Linked DNA regions of Mus musculus: region 1 is linked to region 2. Evidence: chromatin loops called from intact Hi-C (ENCODE). Cell type or tissue: left cerebral cortex. All regions are shown on one strand.

The links. Hi-C counts contacts between places; a loop is a spot of excess contacts. Peaks named below come from ENCODE experiments on the same cell type or tissue, not always from the same donor. Only the 100,000 strongest peaks of a DNase experiment are listed, where the experiment ranks them.
Region 1: it touches region 2 in a loop (5-fold over the local background); 3 of 42 quality-filtered maps call a loop at or near these places.

Annotation. Positions count from the first base shown.
Region 1 is chr4:111,969,211-111,977,210 of GRCm38, reverse strand. Skint7 (selection and upkeep of intraepithelial T cells 7) reads right to left here and starts at 4,284. Exons shown (of 7, transcript NM_001142775.1): 1 at 4,095-4,284. In left cerebral cortex, no CTCF peak of the experiment used is centred here; no DNase peak of the experiment used is centred here.
Region 2 is chr4:111,904,333-111,912,332 of GRCm38, reverse strand. No RefSeq gene overlaps it. Among named protein-coding and RNA genes, the nearest start is that of Slc5a9, 5.5 kb to the right of the region's middle. In left cerebral cortex, a CTCF peak has its summit at 4,240 (motif pointing left); a DNase peak (open chromatin) is centred at 4,236.

The DNA.
Region 1 (8,000 bases), 65 kb before region 2:
CCTCAAACTCTTCTATTTTATCATGTTCTGTGGTATGAGTTTGTCTAGACAGGTGGTAGACCCTAGGAAAAACCTGTAGGAAGTAGTTCTGATGCTTTGATCAGAGATCTGCCTGTGAACTCTGAAGGTCCTGTTCCCAATTGCTTCTTGATCAATCAATAAAGATGCTAGCAGCCAATGGCTAGAAGGAAGACAGAACTTATGGGTTCTTGCAGGCTGGCTAGAATATGCAGGAGGAAAATTAGATCTGCCATGCTTTGGAGGGAGAAAAAGCCACCAGCCTTGTGATATCTTCAACAGAGTGGCCATTGGCCACTTCCCCAACTGAGCCTAGGATAGCAAGTGGAAGATTAGAAATGCAACTAAGATGAGGGAAGATTTAGAGATGTTGAGCTGGCAGTAAGGGTAACTGAGCAAGTAAGCTGAGGGCAAATTCAAAGATGTTGAGCTAGGAGTGAAGGTAAGGGCAGGTTAGCCACAGGAGACTTAGATGTTTCCAGGCATTGAGCTAAAAAGCATATTAAAATAAGTGTAGTTTTGTGTGTGTGTGTGTGTGTGTGTGTTTGTGTGTGTGTGTGTGTGTGTGTGTGTGTGTGTGTGTGTGTGTGTGTGTGTGTGTGTGTGTTTCATCCACAGATCAGGTGTGACTCTAGTAGAGTGGTCTGCCCAGAACTTAAAGTGGGGTAGTAGAAACTACTAGCTACAAAATCCTTCCTTATTATGCTGCTAAATTGATATAATCTTTAACTGACTACTAATGACTTATCCTAGGACTCACAGAATAATATGTCCAATCATCATCTCAGAAGCTTCTATTTTCAGTAGATAGTGATTAAGACAGATAATTACAACTGGCCAAAGTACAAAAAAAATATGATACTGAAAATGATTAGCACTGAAGGTACATATATTACTAATGGTTCACCCTCCCAGGGCCCAAGGATGATTTGTTAAGGGGCTTCAGAAACAGTATAGTAATCAGAGGTAGTGGATGATTAAAAGTAAACATCTTCTAGACACACTAGGGCAGATGCACTTATGACACTATGCATGAAACTTGCACACACACAATCCATGCCAAATGAAAAAGAAAGCTGGGCATACAATTTCACTCCTATCTTTAGAGCAATTGCTAATTATTAGCATCTGGGAAAAAAGGGGGGCTAGATTTCTCAAAGAGTATAAAGATTGGAAAGCTGACCACATTTCATGGGAAGACTATACATCCAAGAATATCTAGGTAGCATAAAATTGGTCTTCAAGGGTTTTAAAATAGACACAAAATTGTATTTTTAAAAAGGGATGGAAATGGGGTGGTTTTGGAGGTGAATATGATCAAAACTTATTGTACAAAAATGGAAACTCTCAAAGGAATAATAAATGCAAAGAAATGATAAATGGTAGATAGATAGATAGATAGATAGATAGATAGATAGATAGATAGATAGATAGATAGATAGGTAGATGATAAGGAAACATTGGAATTTGATAAATTTAAACATCAAATTTTCCTCTAAATTAGCACTTTAAGCAAAACCATAGTACATATTCAAATTTAATTTTAAAGAAATGATGAAGTCTTATATAAATGTAACTGAATCTTTGGATACAGCATATCAAAACAAATAAAATACTTCAAACTTAACTGGTATCCTGCGTTTTAGGTAAACACAAATCACCTTAAAGTCATAGGTATGAGTTTATTCACTGTGTTAGAATGACAAGTCAGTCTGCTAGCTAACAACAAAGAGACTTTCAGAAGACACATATATTAAAGATAAATTCAAGACTTTGTTAAAGCCTTAGCCATATGTTCTAGAGACGAGTCAAGATCAAGAGGAGAAAATCCTTATGGCCATGGAGATCATCAAAATATCTCTGCTACTAAATGAAAGTAGGAGGTCTGCTTGGCCTTTGTGTGGTGAATGTACACTAAAGCTAATGGTATATTTTCCATTTATCTGTCAAATAACACAAGTTATATAACCCTATTCCATCATATGACTTACACACATGCTATGGGTAGGTGATTGGTTGGCTTATTATCTGGAAGATCAGGTTTCAGCAAAACAGGAGACATAATAAGAAATGTAATTTCTAAGTGACTGGTATGATTCTGGAATCACCTTCCATTATCACATACAACTTTCAGAACAATTAATCTAATGATTGAATTTATTAAAGGTATTTATTCTTAAAAAAAAAAAAAACCAAAAAACAAAAACCAAACAAACAAACAAAAACTACTGCTCTTCCTATGAGATCACCTTCCTCCTTAGCTTCTTCTAGACTTTCCCTGATTCAACCACGGGGGTCCCCAGCTTCAATCCATTAGTTGTGTGTAAGTATCTATGTCTTTATATTCTAGCTGCTTGTTGGACCTCTCAGCAGACAGCCATGCTAGGCTCCATGCTAGGCTCCTAAACCATAGCATCTTTAATAGTGCCAGGCCTTGGAACTTCCCCTTGATCTGGATCCCAATTTCCCTCAGTCTCTTCTCCATTTATGTCCCAGCAGCTCTTTTAGGCAGGAACAATTCTGGGTCAGAATTTTTGAGTGTAGGATAGCAACCCCATCCTATCCACCACTTGATGCCCTGACATTCTACTGGAGGCAGATTCTACAAGTTCCTCTCCCCACTGTTGGGCATTTCATCTAAGGTCCCTCCCTTTGAGTCCTAGGCATCACTCACCTCCCAGGTCTCTGGTACATTCTAGAGGGACCTCCTACCTCCCTAGGTTTCCTTGACACTCAAGATCTCTCAATCACTAAGTCACCAACCAGGCAGCACACAGTAGCTGATTTCAGGCCCCTGACACATATATAGCAGAGGACTGCCTTGTCTGGCCTCAGTAAGAGAAGATACACTTAACCCTTGAGAGACATGAGGCCCCAGGGAGTCGAAAAGCCTAGTGGGCATGGAGGCAGGAGACATTCACTTGGAGAAGGGGGTGGAAGAATGGGATGAGGAACTGTTGGAGGAGGAACCGGGACGTGGATAACAACTGGACTATAAAAAAAGATTAAAGGTAAATTTTTTAAAAAATGTTTAGTAACATGCATGCACACACTAACCTTAGATTTTGGTGGGTTGCCCAAGGTCTTTGGAATAAAAATGAAGTCATTACAAAAAAAGAAAAAGAAAAAAGAAAACTACACAAGAAATAAATATACAAGAAATCTTGTGTCTAATATTGGTACATATTAAAAGCAAGTAGCTGGAAGTAACTATTTTTGACAATAAAATAGAGAAACAATCTATGGATAGGTATATACTATATGCATCAATAACAGGGGTAGATCATTTCTATAAGTGATAGATATCAATCTCTACAGGATTTGGGAGCATTCAGTATTCACAGATGAAATTGCTTTGTGTGTTATAATTGCAAGTACACAAATGTCTAAAAAATGCAAGTAATCATTATAAAAACATATCAGTGCTTTCCTAGGGACAAAGAAAAGGGAAAGGGAGGAATAGTCCTAAAAGCTCACCAACACAGTTTTGAGGTCACAGTTATATGTTATGTGGACTGTAGTGACAATTTCTTGATTATACATATATTTCTAAGACTTACAAATTATTTCTTTTAAACATAATACAGACTTCATTGCATTTCAGTTAACCTCATTGAATCTCTTTACAAAGAGTACCTTTTAAATAAACTAAGTATTAGTGATGATCTTTTGGTGAATATTTATGTGTATACTTTATCATGTATACCTTACTATATAACTTACAGTTAATAAACTGACCTCACTAACTGGAAACACCTCTATGGATGAGTATCATCAAGTCTAAAACATTGGCCTCACTATTTTTCTCTCTGATTCTTTAATTTATAGAACAGGCCATGGAAATAGTGTAATTTCTGAAATTCAGAGCACACTAACCCTTATCAGCCATCTTAACAATGAAATTTGAATACAAACTCTCTCTTTTGAAGGACCTAAATTCCTGTCAGATCTCTAAGCCCCATATATGATGAAGAACTGTCTAGCTATTAGCTACTAGAGTTAAAACCGTAAGACTAGACTTACAGAGGCAGGAACTACTCTTGTCTCCAAACATTATACATCCACAGATCACTTACTTGAGCTCCAGAATCTAGAAAGAATTTCTTTCCTGGTCCTTCTGTGCCTGTGGGTAGTTCAGCAAAGCTCCTTTATCAGTATTCACCTACACCTCCTCTAGCTCAGAGTTGGTGATCTCTCCAGGTTCAACCAGTTTCCTCCAGGGAGATATTTATCACCCTTGTTATTCTCAAATACACTGAGAAAACTGGGAGCTTTCTACTTTGCTTATTTCTATAAAAAGCATGTGAGCTCACACAGATATGCATCATGCACTACAGCACTACTGAGCTCTCTGTTGTTTGCAGTAGACCTGTTTCATCATGACTTGCTTGTCCGGTGATGATATCTGAGACAAGGAATGGCTGTTCACATATTTTCCCCTAAATTTTCCTTGAGAATTTTAGAAAACTAAAAGCAAATTTGTTTGTATTGATAGTCATGTACTTTTGAAATTACCATTTAAAATGTTATTTAGTTTTTTCCAACTACTTTGATACTTCTTAATACAAAATATGTTCCCTTTCTGATTATTTGCAATATTCAGTTTAATGAAGGTTATAAAATAGGACTGGTAATAACTGGAAAGAGAGCCCCACTGGACAGGCAAACTTTATATGCCCCAGTACAGGGGAACACCAGGGCCAAAAAATGGGAATGGGTGGGTAGGGGGGTGGGGGGGAGGGGGTGGGAGGCTTTTGGGATAGCATTGGAAATGTAATTGAGGAAAATACGTAATAAAAAATAAGAGAAAAAATAATAATAATTACCAAAGGCCTATAATAAATAGTAGGATTTTTATTGAAAATAAAATTTTTCATTCAATGTATTTTGATCAAAGTTCCCCTCCCTGAATTTCTCCAAAATCCTCCCTACCTTCATCCAACTTTACACTTTCTTTCTCTTTCTTCCTTCCTTCCTTCCTTCCTTCCTTCCTTCCTTCCTTCCTTTCTTTCTTTCTTTCTTTCTTTCTTTCTTTCTTTCTTCCTTCCTTCCTTTCTCTCTTTCTTTCTTTATTCCTTTCTTTCTCTTTCTCTCTTTCTTTTTTTCTTTCATTTTTATTTATTTTTTATTTTCTTTTTAATTTTATTTAATCTTTTCTTACAGTCCAGATTTACCCTTCTCTTAGTCTTTCCTTGACTATTCCACATCCCATACCTCCTCCCCTCTTAGTCTCCATGAGGATGTCCCTATCCTCCCACCCCCCACCACACCAGAATACCCCACCCCTTAGGACCTCCAGTCTCTTGAGGATTAGTTGCATCTTCTCTGACTGAGTCAAGATCCAGCAGTCCTCTGCTGTATATGCTTTGCGGGGCCTCATATCAGCTGGTGTATGTTGCCTGGTTAGTAACACAGTAACTGAGAGGTCTCAAGTATCTAGGTTAGTTGAGACTGCTGGTCCTCCTACAGGGTCACCCTTCTCAGCTTCTCCGAGCTTTTCCCTAATTCAACCACAGGGGTCAGCAGCTTCTGCCCATTGGTTGAGTGTAAATATCTCCACTGACTCTTTCAGCTGCTTGTTGGTTCTTTTGGAAGGTAGTGATAATAGGCCCCTTTTTGTGACCACACCATAGCCTCGGTTATATTGTCAGGCCTTGGGGCCTCCACTTAAGCTGGATCCCACTTTGGGCATGTCACTGGACCACCTTTTCCTCAGGCTCTCTCCATTTCTGTCCCTGTAATTCTTTCAGACAGGAAAAATTATGGGTCAGAGTTTTTGACTGTGGGAAGACAACCCCATCCCTCACTTCATGCCCTGTCTTTCTGCTGGAAGTGGACTTTACAAGTTCCCTCTCCCCACTGTAGGGAATTTTATCTACAGTCCCTCCCTTTGAATCCCGAGAGTCTTCTACTTCCCATGTCTCTGGTACATTCTGGATTGAACCCCCATGACCTACCTCCCAAAATTTGCTGTTTCCATTCTTTCTGTTGGCCAATATGGCTTCAGTCCTGTTTCCCATACCCAATGCCTGATCATGTTCCCCTCTTCCCCTCCCTGTCCCCTTTCCCACCCAGATGCCCCTCCATGATTGTTTTCTTCTTTTTCCCAAGTAGTATTGAGGCATCCTCACTTGGACATTAGGCTTGTTAACCTTTTTGGGTTCCATGGATTGTAACCTGGATATTCTGTACTTTTTTGGCTAATATCCACTTATTAGTGAGTACATAGTATGCATGTTATTTTGGTCTTAGATACCTCAAATATCAGGATGATATTTTCTAGTTCCATCCATTTTCCTGCAAAACTCTGAGAAGTATTCAATTGTGGAACATCGGGTTGTTTACAGCTTCTGGCTATCATAAACAAGGCCACTAAGAACATAGTAGAACACATGCCCCTGTGGCATGGTGGGGTATCTTTTGGGTATGTGCTCAAGAGTGGTATACCTGGGTTTTCAAGTAGATCATTTCCAATTTTCTGAGGAACCTCCAGATTGATTTCCAGAGTGGTTGTACCACTTTGCAATCCCACCACAAATGGAGGAGCATCCCTCTTTCTCCACATCCTCTCCAACATGTGTTGTCACCTGAGATTTTGATCCTAGCCATGCTGATTGGTGTAAGGTGGAATCTCAGGGTCATTTTGTTTGGCATTTCCCTGAATAATAAGGACTTTGAACCTTTCTTTAAGTGCTTCACAACCACTCAAATTTTTTCTGTTGTGAATTCTCTGTTTAGTTCTATACTCCATTTTTGACTGGGTTGTTTAGTTGATGTTGGGGTTTTGTGTGTGTGTGTGTGTGTGTGTGTGTGTGTGTGTGTGTGTGCGTGCGTGCGTGTGTGTGTTGTTGTTGTTGTTGTTGTTGTTGTTGTTCTTTGATTTTTGGTGTTTAGCTTCTTGAGTTATTTATATATTTTATATACTAGCCCTCTGTCAGATGTGGGGTTAGTGAAGATTTTTTTCCCAATCTGAAAGTTGCTGATTTTTCCCAGTGACTAGGTCCTTTGACTTGCAGATGCTTTCCAGTTTCATGAAGTCTCATTTATCAATTCTTTATCTTAGAGAGTGAGCTATTGGAGTTCTGTTAGGAAAGTTTCCCCTGTGCCAATGAGTTCAAGGCTCTTTCCCACTTTCTCTTCTATTAGATTCATTGTATCGGGTTTTATATTGAGGTATTGAGGTCCTTGATCCTTTTGGACTTCAGCTTTGTTCAAGGTGACAATTATGGGTCTATTTTCATATTTCTACATACAGTCAGCCAGTTAGAGAAGTACCATTTATTGAAGATGACAAATACTAAAAAAACAAATAGGGAAATATCAAATCGCAAACCATATTTAAAAAAAAATGTAAAGAAAGCTCAAGCAACACACATGCCATTAAAACAGAATATCATAATGTAAGGAAAAGACCAGTAAAACCAAAAAATAACCAAAGTGATATGAGAAAAAAAGTTTTAAAAAAATTAGCATTCAGTTCATTTTATGTTAGCCATCTACTTCTAGGCATGGTGTCTAACCTTAATTATAGTACTCGATTTTATAATTTTTTTCCTTTACAAGCATAATCTCAATTGGAGATAGATTCTCAGTTAGGGGTTGGAGCTTGTGTTAACTTTCACCCCATCTTGCCTGAATCTGTTCAGGCCCCATGATATTGACACAAGATCTGTGATTCATATGTGCATCAATCCTGATGTGTCTGAAAAACAGCTGTTTCCTTTGTGTCATCAATCCCCTCTGGCTCTTACAATGATTCTGCTTTCTCTTCTGCATAGTTCTCTGACCCATGATGGATTTGATGATCACATTCCTTTTAAGGATGAATTGTTTCAAAATATTTTACTCTCTGCATGCAATCCAATCATGTGTCTCTGTGTTAATTTCTATCTACTAAAAAAGGAAGGTTCTCTGATTATGACTGAGCAAGGCAATAATTTGGGGGATATCAGAATGTTTTAAAATAGCAAATTTGTATTTAT
Region 2 (8,000 bases):
TTAAGAGTTGCATTGTAGATACATCAATTGAGAGTTAGACACTCATGGTCAGTTGTTCTCTGCATTTTGACAGTTGTAGGTTTTTTTTTTAATAGTCACTTTAATATGCTGGGAGTGTGATCACTGATGTGGGGTGAGAGTCCACTTACCTGTGGGCCTGGTTGGATATTTACAAGGCAACTAGAGAGTATCCTGGTTTTGGAAAGTGGTTTCACAGCATCACTGTCCTCGAGTACATAACTAGTTTTAAAGTAGCAGTCACAAATTCCTTCCTATTAAGTTAGTCTTAAGTCCAATTAGATGGCTGCTGTCACACCCAAAATATAAGTGCCACTATTGCACCATTGGGTGCTTCTTGCTCAGCTGATCATTGATGTGGCTCACAGATTTTATATATGTGTAGGAATACTGGTTCCTTTTCTCCCTTGGCAACTAATATAACACCTTCAGAAACTGTGAGAGCTAGTCCTCAGGGAGACTTCCAGGTCAGTTTCAGTTCTATTTCTTCAAGCCCTGTGATGTATTCAATAATATCCCCTTCAACTTCCTGAGGCAACTAATGGCAGTGGCATGATCCATACTGTTTTGGCTGACCACTGATAGGTTTCTCATTCCTGGCACTGGAGTTTTTGTTAAGATACTCTATGGCTCTTGGAGAGAATATTATCACCACACATATGACATAACTCCAATATATATATATATATATATATATATATATATATATATATATATATATATATATATATATGAATGTTTCCCTGTAGTTTTTCAACACTCTGAGTGTTAATTATTCCCCCACCGCTTGCTAGTTGAAATCTTTCCTATTTTTAATCACTTCCCCTTTCATGGAACTCACCAGCAGCTTGCTGTCTTTTCTTGTCTATGTTTGCCATTAGATTCCTTCCTTACATCAAACTCCCTCCAGGTGGAAGCTTCGTGAAAAAACCCTGGCCGGAAATTGTGGGGTTTATTTACAGCCAGCCTTCACTTTTCACACTAGCTCTCTCATGTGTATCTGGTCTCCAGTTCTAGCACCATGAACAATTGTGCCACTATTGAAGCAGCCTATCATGCAGGCAGGTCAATATTGTAGGCCTCAGAGTTGTAGCTGGGTACCTATCTTCTCTGGTACTGTACAGAATACCTTCCAGCATTGGTCAGTTGGCTGGAGGCAGGGGACATGGAGGACTCTACTTAGGCACCTACTTGACTTCAGTGAGATGTGTAAGTATTATTTTCAGCAATAGGGGCTTGCTATCACTTTATGGAGAAGAAATAACAGCCTTGTCAATAGCCTGAATTGTGTTGGAATTTACATGACCACTTGAGCCATTGATTCTATTACATGAAACCCATTCCTGGTATTAGGTGATTCACTTGGTGGCAAAGAAGTTCATTTGAGACATCATATCTCCTGTTATTTTGGTGATTCCATTTCTTTAGATTTCTTTCATATATGTATATATTTTGAGAAAATTCTATAGTAGTATGTCTTCATTTGACTCCGCAAATAGGGATTAGAATTATTTGTTCCTTCATAGTTTCCCTCTTTTACCCTTTTTTTCTCTCCTTCTCCTAGTTTAGCCCTCCTACTCCACCTCTCACACATGTCTCCATTACTATAAATTCTATTTCCCCTTCATGGGGCAATACTTCCCACCCACAGCCTTTTATTTGGTATCCTCTCTGTGTGTTTACATGGATTGTGGTAAGCGTATTTAAGGCTTAAAAAGCAATATCCAAATATAAAAGAATACATACACTATTTGGGTTACCACTCAGAGTTTTTTTTTTTAATCTCTATCCATTTCCTCTGAGATTCATAGGTTTTTTTTTAACAGCTGAATAATAGCACATTGTGTAAACATGAAATATTTTCATTATCTATTTATCCACAGATGGTCATCTAAGCTGTTTCCAATTTCTGGCTATTAAGAGCAGGGAAACAAAGAACAGGGAGAGCAAGTGTTTCTATGGTAGGATGTAGAGTCTTTTGGGTGTCTGCCCTAGAGTGGGAGAACTGAACCTTGAAGAAGCTCTATTCCCAGCTTCCTGATGAACCACCCCTTGATTTCCATAGTGGTTGTACAGGTTTTCACTCTCACCAGAACTGAATAAGTGTTCCTAGTTTCCCATATCCTCTTGTGTTGCGAGCTGCTGGCGGCTGCAACATTTTTATTTTATTGACCTCAACCATTCTGATTGAAGTAAAGTGAAGTCGCAAACTAGTTTTGAGTTGTATGATCTAATGACTAGGCATATTATACAATTCTCTAAATGTTTCTCAACCATTTTTACATTTCTGAGAACTCTCTATTTAGCTTTGTACCTCATTTTGAATTGTGTTATTTGTTTTCTTGATGTCCAATTTTTAGTTCTTTATATATTTCAGATATTAACCCTCTATTGTATGTATTGTATCTTTATCAATTGATAAAGATCTTTTCCCATTCTGTACTCACTTTTCCTGACACTCCTTTGCCATACAAAGGTTTTCAGTTTCATGTTGTCCCATACTATTAATGATTGGTCTTAGTGCCTGTGCTATCAGTGTCCTGTTCATTTAGTCTCTCCCTGTGTCAATAAGTTCAAGGCTATTCCACACTTTTTCATCTACAAAATGCACAGTATCTGGCCTTGTGTTTAGGTATTTGAATTATTTGGAGTTGAATTTTTTGTAGGGTATAAACCAGGATCTATTTGTATTCTTCTATATGAAGCAATCCAGTTTGCCTGGTTCTTTTAAGGAAGCCAGAATTAGCTCAATACATAAACTACACAAAGACACAACAAAAAATAAAAATTACAGACCTGCTATGAACATAGATGCAAACATCCTCAAACAGAATCCAATCACACTTCTAAAAATTATCCACCCTGACCTATATGATAATGCTTTAACAAAGATTTGATCTGATGACTCAGTACATTTGTCAACATTTGGCCAAAACCAGAGCTAAATTGTTAGGTTGGTAGAGTGCTGCCTCCAGGTTGCCATGGTAGTACAAAACACTACATCATCATCAAACATTTCCAAAATGATTCTGGGGTCTTCTTCCTGCCTATATTCCACTGTGTACAGCAGAGCCCTCTACCTCCTATGGAAACTCACGCTATCTTTCCCATACCAGTAATCCATGATGACATTCTTCATGGAGCATGACATATTTGTTTTCTTATAGATATAGGACCTCCTCTTTTCAGGAATTTGCCTAGCTTGTTTCATACTAGATAGTAAAGTCCCTCAATACGAGTTAATAGAGCCACTGTACTCAGCTTACTTAGAGCATCCCCTGGTCAATGCCCCACACAATCCATCCACTTGGTACCTGTCTGTGTCTCCCAATTTTTAACAAAACTTATTTGTTAAAATGTTATTACTACATTATCCATGCCCGTCTCAAAGCCAACTCCCTTCAGAATTTCTTCCATAGCAGTGCTATTGAGTGTGGTTCATTCTTGCTTTTAAGTTTAATCAGCCATATGCAGTGTGAGGGAATCTCACTCTTTTAGATGGGCACCTAATTTTCATGCCAAATAAAAAGCCATTATGCCATGTTGCACCATAATTTTCTCATTTTCACAGCATCACAGGACTGCTGTTTGTTAGTCCACATTAGAAATAATTTTCATTTGGTCAGTTCTCAGAAGAAAAGACAAGAGTGATTTCTAGCTCTTACTGACTTGCTTGTATTATTATGTTAGGAAATCATCTTTCAATCTTCCACCGCTTCTCCTGACTCACCACTTCCTCACCACTGTGAGAAACATATGAACAACAATGAATTTAAAAGTACAAATTGGAAGTGTTGACTAGAATATTTATCATTTATCATTTAAAAAATAAAAACCTGAAATGTTCTAGAATTCTGTGCTGTACAGCCCAGAAACTATTAGAATGGTAATTTATCTTTTAAATTAGTTAAAATGTATACTCCTTTGTCACTGTAACCATACCAGAAGTATTTGCATGTGGTTAATTGCTATCATTTCAGACAACACATTTATAGAATATTTCTGTCTCTGCAGGGGCTTATTGAATGACATTTGTCTACATACTAAACACAATGATGTCTTATCACAGGACAGCTAAGACTTCCTGCTATCCTACGAATCCTCTTTGATGCTGAGCTCTGCAGACTGATGGGCTCACATATAGCTGTATCATTTAATGCTGTTTCTCCTTTCTCAAAATGTACAGACACTACTGAAGCCTGTTCCATGGTGCCACCTTGTGTCCAATTCTTAGTATTGCACTTCTAAAGGTAGTATTTAAATACAATCCAAAAGCGTATACACAGAGGGCATTTGCAATGAACTTACACAACACACCTTCTAAAATTCAAGGGACTTTCCAAGTCACTCCATCTTTCTACCAAATGATATACAAAGTATAAACAGAAGCTCTTTGTTTCCTTATTTCTTGGCTCATGGAGAATCATGAGTCATGACTGCATACCCAGGCACTTATCATTTAGCAACCTCTTCTGAACCAAACCACATAGCTGAGGCATAAGGATTGATCCAATGCTCAAAAAACACCATAATTTCCACGACTGCTTTCTCATGATCACAAAAGAAAGTTTTGGAAGGAAACAAGCAATTTCTCAAAGGCCACACAAACAGTATCAAACAATATAAAATCAAACGTTAGATCCACTAACCCCAAATGCCAGGCTCTTTTCTGGCTCTAACTTGATCTTAACATATTTGGAAATTACAGGTGCTTGTGAGTGTGGAGATTTTCTGAATCCAGCAGGTTTCTTTGACCAGCATCCATTTTCAAAATGATAGTAAGCTGTGGAAGAGAAGGGACTTGATGTCTCAGGTTCAGAGAGGACACTGTTTCAAAGAGAGAAGAAAGTGGGAGAAAGACTTCCAGAGAGATCAAGATTCCAGAGATTTTTAACAAAGGTTATCTTGGAATGTTTCTGAAATTTTTTGAGAGATACAAAGGGCATCCCTAAGAAAGTTACTCAAAACTTTAATTGTAGAAATCTGTAAATTTTGAATGAAAGGGGGAGAAGGGAAGACATACAGAGGAAGGGCAAGAAAGGAGGAAGTGAGAAAGGAAGGGTAGGAAGGAGAGAAAAGGATGGAAATGAAAGGTAAAGAAGAAGTAGGGATTTGAGAAAAATCGCCCAGAGAACTGAAACTATCAGAACAAACTTTAGAAAAGATAAACATCATATGTGGTCAGATACTTTTCTCACGCATTCCTGTTTTTTATAAGGAATGTCTCAGGCTATTTAGCACCCAGACTGTAAATGAAAACCCCCAACGGGTTCCTTTACTACCTACAGGTTCTGCATATGGGCTTCTAGCCCCACAGACAGACTAAGACATGTCAGAGAGGTATTTTAGACACCTGGAGTCTGCCCCACTCCCCAGAGGGATGCTGGATGGAAGAGTTGGTGTTCTGTTTCACTCTTTGTGGCTGTGACTAGTACTGATATTCTAAAAAGAGTTAGTTTTGCTGTAAAAATACTAATACTGATCTTAATTACTTATGCTCTGCATCAAGACTTGTAAGAGAATTCACATGTGAACTCTCCCTCTCCTATCTTACTTTATATGGGTATATGTGAACTTATGCCACCATTGTTACCATTAACCTGAGCATGTCCCAGGGTACTCAGTGGACTCCTACACACACCTCTTTAGATGTTTTTAAATGTCATATATGACTACTATATTTACATCATTTCTTCCTTTCTCTCTCCCTCCTCTAATTCCTTCTACTTTCTACTACTCTCTTTCAAATTTATGTCCTATGTTTTAATTATTGTTTTATGCACACACACACACAGCCTGTAGTTTAGTGAGGCTTCTATGTATATGTATTTAGAACTGACCACTTGGAATTAGGTAACCTATAATCACTTATTCCTGGAGAAGACTGACTTCCTTTTTCTCAGAAGCCAACACTTGCCTGTAGCTCTTCATCTAGGAGAAGGATCTTTGAGATTTCACCCATCCTTGTTGGAATGTCAACTGGTATTGTCATAGTTCAGGTTTTGTTTAGAAGCCATATTGTTGACATTTCATGTGTGTGGTTCCCCTGAGTTTCCTTGTTATACATGGAAGACACGATCCCATGGATGACAACTGATCCTCTGGTTCTTAAAATCTAATCTATTCTCCTCTTCCTCAATGATCCCTGAGCCTGAGATTAGTATTGTGTTGGATACCCCTATTGTAAGCAGTTGTGGATTTCGTTAGTGGTTGATATTTGTTACAAAAATAAGCTTCTTTGATGAGGCATGATAGCCTTACTTATCTATGGGTCCAGAATAACAAATTTGAAACCAGTTTAGGAAAGGGGCAGTATTAGGTATTCAAGGATACATGACTTAAGCTGTCATGGGTATTTGGCTAGGTTTACAGAATCAGGCATAAATTCCTTCTTATTAAGAAGGTCTTCAAGTTCAATTATGTGTCTTTTGATTAGGCACCAAACCTAAGCGACACTATTTCATAATTGGGGGTTTATTGCTAGGCTGGTCATTGTGGATCACAGGCTTTCAGCAAGTAGTTTGCATAGCACCTTCAAAACCTATGTGATATAGTCATCAGGGAGGAGGCTTCTAGATCATTTCCAGTTCAATCTCTCCAAACCTTGTGCCCCAAGTGTATAGGGTGTGCTGCAATAGGGTCTTACCTTAAATTTCTGGTAAGAAATTGGGAGGAAAGATAATAGCCTATGATGTTTTGGAGTCTCAGGTGACAGCCAGAAGTGACACAAAAAAGGTCCCAATTCAGCACCTTGTTCATTATCTACTATCATATTTAATATTTCAAACAGACTAGGAGACATATGTTACCATCCCATTTTACAAACCCAAATTCTTGGGCATTGTCTCAGTTAGAGTTTCTATTGCCATGAAGAGACACAAGACTAAGGCAACTCTTATAAAGGAAAACATTTAATGGGGTCTGGCTTACAGTTTCAAAGGTTCAGGGAAGCATGACAGCATCATGCAGGCAAGCATGGTGCTGGAGAAGGATCTAAGAGTTTTACACCTTGATCCTTACATAGTAGAAAAGAAACAGCTACATTGGGCATGACTTGAGCATCTAAAACTTCAAAGTCCTCCCGCTAGTGATACAATTTCTCCAAATAAAACCACACCTTCTCCAGCAAGACCACACCTCCTAATAATGCCATTTATTTTTGACCTATGGGACCATTTTTATTTAAACCACCACAAATAATATGCATAAGATACTCCTCCTAGTATCACATAGGACTCAGTTTTTAACTTCTTTAAAGTTTCAGGCCATGTAAGAGGCTATAACACGCCAACCTGGAATCCTGATAGGACCTCAGGAAAGAGGCATTACTACTAGAAGAAAAGAACACATTCTCAACCACTTTTATCTTTTTCCATCAGCTTGTGGGACGGTAATTTTCTTCTTCTAAAAGATAAAAAGGAGACAGAAGTGCAAAGTGTTTTGTATCCCTGGCCAAAGGGCCTGGTTTGGGGAGGAACCCAAAGGAATCTGAACTTGTTCTACTTTAGGTGTCTTCACTGTTACTTCTCACTTTCTCTGAACAAGCTCCCAATGGTTGGGGGAGGGGAGCACTGGTGGGGGTCCTTTCACACCTATGCCGAAGCTGTGGTCCAATCCCAACATGACTTTGAACGTCCAAACTGCATGTATTTTCTTTTAGGTATCACTTCCCACATGTGTTGGGGGAGACAGGAGAGAATTTCATTTAGTTTCTCCAGCCTTATGAAAACAGTTAACAGGCAGCTCAGTGACAGCAGGAGTGCTAGTCCTGCCCTTGCTGACTTAAGGGAGGTAGTAACCAACTCAGTTACTACCCTGCCCAGATCCAGAGCTTTGAGTTGATCCACCCCAACATCTACGCCATCTGTGAGGTACTAGTGTACTGCTGTACATGGTTCTAGGCAACAGCAGGATACTTGAGAGGAGTCTCCACTAGGGTTTCAGAATTGATGGTGTAGCAGAATCCAGAGCTCTTAACCAGA